2 separate regions of the Homo sapiens genome follow, and region 1 is linked to region 2. Evidence: chromatin contacts called from ENCODE Hi-C or POLR2A ChIA-PET data. All regions are on one chromosome and are shown on one strand. The core of a region is the stretch at or near the end of the contact, and the rest is flanking DNA. Distances in the headings are between cores, read along the strand shown.

Region 1 (4,423 bases), core at 1,781-4,280, 220 kb after region 2:
TCCTGGGCACTGACAAATACCCCTGTGACATGGAAAGGGCTGAGATTATTGTGCCTCTGACAGTTGGGGAAATTGAGGCTCAGAGCAGGGGGAGTGACGTGCCCAAGGTTACCAGGAAGTGGCAGAAGCAGAATTGCCACCCACATCTAATGGCATGTACCACCCTGTTTCTCTAGATAAGGGTAGATTTTCCATCAAAGAGAGCCCTAGCTTTTTACCGGCAATTTTTCACACTACAAACATGCGGTGAGCAGTTTGTCTCAAGAACAAATGAATTCTGCCTGCAACCAGCGGGCCTAGACAATGAATTGGCAAATTCATTCATCAAGGCTCCAGCAAAACTTGTTTGTTTAAAAATGAGGCCATTACTGGCTGCTTATCTAATCAGAGGCAATGGGTTTAAATTGTGCATGTTGATATTAATTGCCCAAGATTTGCATTTCTAGCTGGAGATCCCCCAGGAGAACACAAACATGATAATTCACCAGACGCCTCTGACACGCGCCAGCTCGGCACTGTCCCCCATGTTATTTGAGTCCATAATTCATGATGTGACAGCCCACAGGAAGGCTGAGGGTGCTGTGAAAATGAACTATCTTTTTCTTTCTAACAAAATAACTATGTATAGGACCTTTGCTGATTGCTACTAGCTGTCTCTGTTTGGAAACATTGAGCTAGCTTCTGGGGCATTTCCAGATTAGGGAAATTTGTCCTCATTTTCTGATGATGTATGCTTCCCTGTAACTGAGATTGAGCAATCAGCCTGGAGCAAGTGACCCACATAAGACCTCTTCATCCTCTTTTTTGGAGTGGTCAAGCCGGAGATCTCAGCACTTCACTTCTTTGGGGACCCAGGTCCCCCATCTGCAAAGCAGGGAGCTTGGACAGAATCCCACACGTGGCCCTCACCAACTCAGATGTCCCCGGGACTATGGTTCTCAGACAGTGTATCTCCCCTGATGAGCAGAGCTCATACACAATCCCCTGCCTCTCTGGTCAAGCTGGCCTGGCCAGCAAACAACCACTCTGATGACTCATGGCTGAGACCCCCATTCCCACGCCCCCCCATGTTGCTGTGAGGCCTGTTAGCCCCATTCCTTCGCCTGGCTGCCTCCCACCCACACCTCAGCCTTCTCAGTGTGGACACAGGTGCACAGGCACTGTCAGGAATGGGGGCCTCTGCACAGCTCTTGGGAGGTGCCTTTGGGGTCCCATCTGATTTGCCAAACTCTTGCCTAACCCACCCAGCAGGATGGGTAACAGCTAAAAGCATGGCTTTCCTGAGCTTTGCTCCTCCTGGTGGGGGTGGGGGCAAGAAGAGAGGGTGGGGAGACCTGGTACCAGTTTTCAGTCATAAGCAGTTGAATCTCATGATTTGTAGTAATTATGTCCTATAAGATCTCTGCGGACACTGAATTAGCAAAAATGGAAACATTGTTCCTAGGGGAAATACAAGGCTAGATTCCTACAAATCTCCCATCACAACATTCATCAACCATAATACATGAACTTGGCCAGGCGTGGTGGTTCACACACAGTCCCAGAACACTGGGAGGCCAAGGCGGGAGATTTCTTGAGCCCAGGAGTTCGAGGCTGCAGTGAGCTATGATCGTGTCACTGCACTCCAGCCTGGGTGAAAGAGCACGACCCTGTCTCTAAAATTAATAATAATAAACTTGTCTTATGTGTGTTTCTTTTTAAAGACATTATTATTATTATTATTTTGAGACAGAGTCTCACTTTGTTGCCCAGGCTGCATTACAGTGGTGTGATCTTGGCTCACTGCAACCTCTGCCTCCCAGGGTCAAGCCATTCTCCTGCCTCAGCCTCCCGGGTAGCTGGGATGATAGGTGCCCATGACCACGCCTGGCTAATTTTTGTATTTTTAGTAGAGATGGGGTTTCACCATGTTGGCCAGGCTGATCCTGAACTCCTGACCTCAGGTGATCCACCCACCTCAGCCTCCCAAAGTGCTGGGATTACAGGCATGAGCCACTGTGCCGGCTAAAGACATCTTATTAAATATAGATTATTGTTTTATTAACATTGAACGCACAGCCAACAGCACTGTAATTCATGCCTGAATGAAGCTTATCTAACACATATTTTCTGTGTAAGGCACATTGCAGACTTCTTGTGCTTAGGAACATGAGACGGCACTTCAGCACTATGCTGGGGGGCCATTTTAAACAGTGCAATCGCCAACAAAAAGCACAAAAATGCAAAAAAAAAAAAAAAAAAGAGTAGCATTAAATGGACCATAAAAAGACACCTCTTCGCAGTACAAGAGCTAAAACCACAAGACAGAACAGGGACTTCAGCGGGGAGCGTGCACTTGGGGTGACTCAAGTATTTTGCTGCTCTGGGCATGTCCTTGAATGACCACAAAAGCCTGTTAGTATTGATCTTGGCGTTGCAAGTCCATTTCAGTGAGGAGGCGAATTTGCAAATATGGAGTCCATGAATCACAAGGGTCCACTCTACCTCCCTGTCCCTGGGGAGAGGAGGCACTGGCACGCACCACTGATGTGGTGGGGAACGTGGGGAGATTTTCTGGGAGAAATTCAGATAGACTGGGTTTTGGAAGGGTCCAGTGGGTCCCTTGAGAGCAACCAGGTAAGGTGAGTTTGGGGGCAGCTTCCTTCCCCAGGGGACCTCAGTGTCTTGTGTGCATGATGCTTGGACATCAACACTACATCCTTTTACCTCGAAGCTGCCAAAGGGCTCCTGTGAAAACCTAAGGCACTTCAAGTCACTCCTCTGTGTAAAACTCTCCATGGCTCCCATCTTCCTCTGAGGTCTGACCCAATCTCTTCCCCTAGACTCCTCTGATCCCATACCAAGCTATGCTAATTTTCTTGCTGTTGTGCCACCCACACACTAAGCCTGCTCCTCCCCAGGGCCTCTGCACATGCTGTTCCCTCTTCCCAGAATGCTGTACCCAGCCATCAGTCCCCCAGCTCACTCCTTTGCTTTGTGCAGGTCTCGTTGAAATGCCACCTGCTCAGAGCAGCTTCCCCAACCAGCTTATCTCAGACAGCTCTCCGTCACTTCCCGCTCCTCCCGTGGCTTTGTGTTTCCTCGTAGCCAGACGCATCACATCATCGCTCATCTTTCCATTGCCGGTTCCCTGACTAGAATGTGAGTTTTGTTTGGTCCCTCCTGTGTCCCCAGAACTCAGCACTGTGTACTCGATACATCACTGTGCTGTAGGAATGGATGCTGGTGAGTTTCTTCCCTCTATTATGACAGCTCTCTGTGCAGTTTATTTATGGTGTCATTGTATAGAATGAAGGGGAAAATAAGAATGTGTGATACAAGACAAGGAGGAAAACCCAGATATGTGGATTAAAAAGGTTTTACCCAACTGAAAAATTATAGGGTGAATTTGATGGCTACAGAGGAACAATTGCTTATTTATCTGAGAGACAGGGTCTTGCTCTGTCACCCAGGCTGGAGTGCAGTGGCACGATCATAACTCACTGTAACCTTAAATATTTGGGCTGAAATGATCCTCCCGCCTCAGCCTCCTAAAGTGCTGGGATTACAATCATGCAGCATTGCGCCCGGCCTGAAGTGATCCTTATTAACATGCACTGAGCTCTCTTGTATGACAGGCACCCCACCGGAGACATTCCTGCACACTATTTAATTTTCACAGCAGCAGGCCAGGCACAGTGGCTCACACCTGTAATCCCAGCACTTTGGGAGGCCAAGGCGGGCAGATCGCCTGAGGTCAGAAGTCCCAGACCAGCCTGGTCAACATGGTGAAACCCCGTCTCTACTTAAAATACAAAAATTAGCCGGGTGTGGTGGCATGTGCCTGCAGTAGTCCCAGCTATTGGGGTGGCTGAGGCAGGAGAATCGAATTGTTTGAACCCAGGAGGCAGAGGTTACAGTGAGCCAGGATTGCGCCACTGCACTCCAGCCTTGGCGACAAAGCAAGACTCCATCTCAAAAAAACAAAAAAAATTTACAGCAGCAAAGTAGGGGTTATGACCTTTATTTTACATAGGAGACAACTGAGACCAGAAAAGTTAAACAACTTCCTCAAAGTCACACAGCCAGCACCTCACATGGAAGGGATCTGAGCCCCGCCAGCCTCCCAGACCTATTGTGGGGTTCCTGACACACTACGTTGCCTGTCGCTCAATTTGAAACCTGATCTTAAGGGTTTGAAAACAAAAACCGGCTTTTCTAAAAAGAATGACCTGTTCCCCAACAATGCAAAATACGGATGCACACGGTTATTCGTTGCACCACTGTTTGTAATTGCAAAATTGTGGAAATACCCTAAATGTCCATTTACAGGAATGTTCTGCCACTGTGGAAAGGAATGAGGAAGCTGACTCTGCACTGATAGACAATGATTTCCGGGTTTTGTCGTCATGTGGAAACAAAGCAAAGTACAAGAATCTACAGC
Region 2 (4,253 bases), core at 659-3,158:
ATGGTTATTATCATGCACTTTCCCAGGCTGTGGGGCTTTGGACAGTGGGATCGCCCTTTCTGCCAGCATGTGGCCAGGCGTGCATCTGGAAACATCCCTTTAGCTTGGGAAATGGATTGGAGCAGCTGAGGGCTGAATGCTGGCTGGGTCTCGCTGGAGGACTTGAGGCCCTGCCCACTGGAGCCATTGGGAGAAGCTGGGGCAGGAGGCGGCAGGAAGGGACACTACTGTTTTGTTGGCCCTGGGGTTGGGGGGGGTCTCAGGGTTCTGTGAGTGGCTCCAGGCTAGTCCCTGGTCCCCAGGGGGCGTTTCAGGGAAGGGGCCTTAGGAAAAGGTGGCCCTCCTTCCAGCCCTGCCTGACCTTCCCCTGCACCTGCCCTCTGCCCACTTCCCAGGTGGGCTGGCTGCTCGGAATCTCAGTCTGCTCACCCCCAGGCGCTTCTTCACACACTGGTACCTGCGAGCCTCTCTGAGGGCCCAGGTGCCAGGATGGGGCTTCAGCGATGGGCCCAGCACATCCAAGTCCACTGCCCCACCTCACCCTCACCTGCAGCTGGGAGGGAGGTCTGCAGATCTTCCAGGAGAAGGCTGGCCAGGTGTGGAGCAGTGGCAGGCCCAGCCATTCATCTGCCTTCGCAGCCCTCCCTGCAGAGGAAGTTTCTGGGGCTCAGGAAGCCCTGGGCTCTGACCTGCTGCTCCATGCTGAATTCCCACCTGCTCCCACACCATGAGTGACCCTGACATCCCCTCCCTACCCCTTCCCAGACCCAGAGGGCTCAGCAGGAGACACTGAGTGGGAGGAGGAGGAAATGGAGGCCAGCAGGGGCTGAGCGGCTCCCCAGTTCAATCCCAAGGCTGAGTAGGGCTAGTGCCAGCCCCGTGGGCCAGAGGGGGATGCCAGCAACCACACACCTTGGTGGGATGCCCTTCACCTTCCAATTGCCAAGTGGCCATGGCCTCATGCACAGTGCATCCGTGGGGCCTCCAGAGTTGGCCCGAGTGGCTGGCGCCCTAATTCCTTTAGGCTGAAGCCCAGGAGTGTTTGCCACCCCCACCTCCCACCTGATCAGTGACCATTTGGGGTGTAAAGACAACAATTTCACAGCTCTGATGATCAGAAATGATGTAATGGCCACAGGCGGCTCCGCCTGCGTCATCCATGATTTCATCACACACCTCGGGAGGCTCAGGGTGACAGACAGTGCATGCAAGGTCACCCGGCCAGGAAGTGGCCAGGATGGATGTTAGCTCAGGCCTGACCAGCCCCCGGGGCCGCACTGCTGTCTTCCCGCTACCCTGCCTCTGGGTCCGTCCTGTTATCCAGGCTGGTGGGGGAAGCTCAGGCTGCAGGGCCAGCTCCTGCTCTCCTCCCACACCCTCCAGCCTGGTTCAAGCCATAGGCACCATCTGGGTCTTCGTCCTCATGCCCAGAGCCAGGCTCTGTGCCCAGCTTGTTGCAGGTCTCATCAAACCCTGACACAGCCTTAGGAGGCAGCCCCATTGCCATCTTCACTTTACAGAGGAGGAAACTGAGGCTCAGAGAGGCTCCCAGCTTGTGAGAGGAGGGGTCTGAGTAGGTGCGCCTGACTCCAAAGCCTGTGCTCACCACAGTTCCCAGGGATCCGCTCTGAGCCAGGCCCCTGTGGCCACCCAGCCCCTAGCCCCGTAGATCCCACCCCAGTGGGGCCCCGGGGGCACATACCTGGGTGGGCTCAGCAGCTCCCTCTGCAGGTGGACCCAGGGTGCGGTGAGACTGGGAGCACTGCCCAGTTCCCCACACTCACCTTTCACAACCCAACCAATGGCGCCATCGAGCAGGAAGGGTGAGAAAGAGGACACAGGAAGCCAGAGTGGTGGGGCTGCAGGGTGGGGGCAGGCCAGCTCAGCAGAGCCTGGGGCCAGAGGGCCAGACAGCCACAGAGCTCCTGGCGTGGGCAAGGCTGGCCAAGGATGGCGACGCCCAGGGGCCTGGGGGCCCTGCTCCTGCTCCTCCTGCTCCCGACCTCAGGTGAGTGGCTGGCACCTCATCCCCTCCTGCCACGCTGGGCCGACCCTGCCCTGCCGAGGGAGGGATCCAGGGACAGACGCAGGGACTGGAGAAGGTGAGGAGTTGGGGTGTCTGGGATGTGTCCTCCGATACCCCCCGTGGCCGCCTCAGCACCTTCTCTAGCCCTGTCCCTTTGGGTCAGTCCTGTCCTTCCACTAAACCTTGCTCAGGACTGGTCTCAGGTTCCCTTTGTTGCTCCACAGTGCCCTGGAGATAGGGGAGGTCGGAGGGTGCTCCCTGACTCCCCAACCTGGGCTGTGTCTCCCTGACAGGCCTGGCTCTGAGACAGGGGTTGGCCCCGGGCAGGCAATTCTCCAGCTGGCTTGTGAGATCCTGGGGACGGGATTCAGACACTCTGGAAGCTGAGGCCAGGAAGGTCTGTCACCTCGTTCTTCTGGACCTCTCCTCCCGCACATGTCACCCCACACCGGCTCCCTCTCCCAGTCTCAGCCACAACCTCTTGGTCCTCAGTGGCCTGAGCCAGGATCCACACTCCTCCCCGTCACTCTCCCGTCTCACACACAAACACATGGTGCGTCTCCAGAGGCCATGGAAGTGCCCGGGCCTTGCCTTTGCTGGCCTCTCTCCCAGGAAAGCTGTCCCCCTACCCCTTGCCCACTTAGCCAGCTCCATTTACCCTTCTTGGCCTCTGTGGCGTCTTAGCAACCCTCTCGGACAGAGGGAGGTGCTCCCCCGTTAGTGCTCCCTCCTCAGTGCTCCTGTCTCAGGGCCTTGCAGGCCACTCTCTTTTTGCTCCTGACTCGGTGAGGGGCCTGCATGTCCATCTCCCTGTGTGTCCAGCGTGTGGTCGCGTGACTTTGGCCACATAGATCAACTTATTTGGTCTTCAAATAACCCTCTTCTTTTCAAACATTGGAAGATTCAGTGGAGTGAATCAGTCCCTGGCTCAAAAAAGGGTGGGAGATGACAGCACTGTCCTCCTAGTGGCCCCGGGAGGCCCTGGTACAGAGCAGGCCACCAGGCAGCCCTTGATAGATGAATGAACGGAGCCACCGATGGCAGCTGTGACCAGGGCTCATGGGCGTCCTCAGGTCCCAGCTGTCATCGCTGGTTGGGCCTTCAAGCCTCCTCCAGGTGATGCTGTTTCCCCCATGGTGATGTGGGTGCTCTGGTTGGGGCAGAGCAGCAGCCATTTGATTGAGCAAGGAGCTCTGAGAGGTCTACACACAGGAAGGTCTGCACACTTCCTGTGTGGACAGTGATGTGTTAGTCTCCATTCTCCATTTGCGCATTCATTCATTCATTCATTCATTCAGGAAGCATCGATGGTGCCCTCTGCTCCTGCTGGTACCACTTGGCCCCTGCCCTCAAAAGGCTCACAGTCTGCAGGAGTGACACAGTGTGGTGGGGGCTCGCATGTGAGACCCAGCTGTTAGGGCTGAGCAAGGGGTGGATGCAATGGAGGGCCTGGCATGAAGGGACACGTGACAAAGGTGCGGGCAGGGCACGGGGAGCAAGGAGGGTGGTCACTGGGCAGGCTGGCACCTGGGGCAGCCTTCAGCACCGTGAGGTCTAAAGGGGCCAGGAGGGAGTGGCCCCCTGGGCTTCTACAGCCAGACTGTGGCTACAGGAGGGAAATGGCGGTGGTTTGCTCACGGTGAGCCAGCAGGGGCTGAAGGAGCCATGCGGGGTGGGGGCAAATGCCCACTCTGCCCTCCTCCTGCCCTCTGACCTCCAGTCCACTTTCCACTTGCTGACCCCCAAATGAGGCAGTCCATGGAGGCCAGGCTCTGGAGCATAGAGGGTCTGGAGAGGAGGGGAGTGCTATCCCACCCACAGGCCTAGCACAGGGTCTCCTTGTCTACATGAAATGCTTGCAGTGTCTTCAAAGAATAAACACAGAAAAGATATTTAATGATCCTGTCTGTGTAGGGTGCTTGCCAAGAGCTTCACTTACATGCCTGCGCTGAAATTCATGGCAATCCGGGAGGGAGGCCTGCACCTGGACCCATTCATGACAGCAGGGCCGGGATGGCAGAGAATGGCACCCGTCCTCAAGCTGACAATGTTATCTCCCCTCCTCTCCTGTCCTCTTCCTTCCCCTCTCAACCCCTCCTCCCCTCTCCTCTCTTCCCTCTCCCTGTTTCTGTCTTCTTCCTCCTCTCCCTCTTCTCCCCTTTTTTAAAAAGCCAACATAGATCATACTATATTCATGCTCATCTATCATTTTCATTTCCCATTAAAC

Evidence for each region. Hi-C counts contacts between places; a loop is a spot of excess contacts on that map. ChIA-PET counts read pairs that join two places held with the same protein, here RNA polymerase II (POLR2A).
Region 1: a map of K562 shows a loop between it and region 2 (2.2-fold over the local background). The contact joins the enhancer-like site here to the promoter of ADGRG3 in region 2. A Hi-C loop is called at or near these places in 1 of 168 maps with a recorded cell type or tissue (K562). POLR2A ChIA-PET finds 5 or more read pairs at or near these places in 2 of 52 experiments (BJ and HepG2).

What each region holds. Positions count from the first base shown.
Region 1 is chr16:57,889,850-57,894,272 of GRCh38, forward strand. All of the region lies in intron 31 of CNGB1 (cyclic nucleotide gated channel subunit beta 1), which reads right to left. Among named protein-coding and RNA genes, the nearest start is that of CNGB1, 79 kb to the right of the region's middle. Within about 2 kb of position 3,031, at least 8 of the 41 ENCODE cell types and tissues checked have a DNase peak (open chromatin) inside an H3K27ac peak, as active enhancers do.
Region 2 is chr16:57,666,398-57,670,650 of GRCh38, forward strand. It overlaps ADGRG3 (adhesion G protein-coupled receptor G3), which reads left to right and starts at 1,909. Exons shown (of 12, transcript NM_170776.5): 1 at 1,909-2,008. The coding sequence starts at 1,951.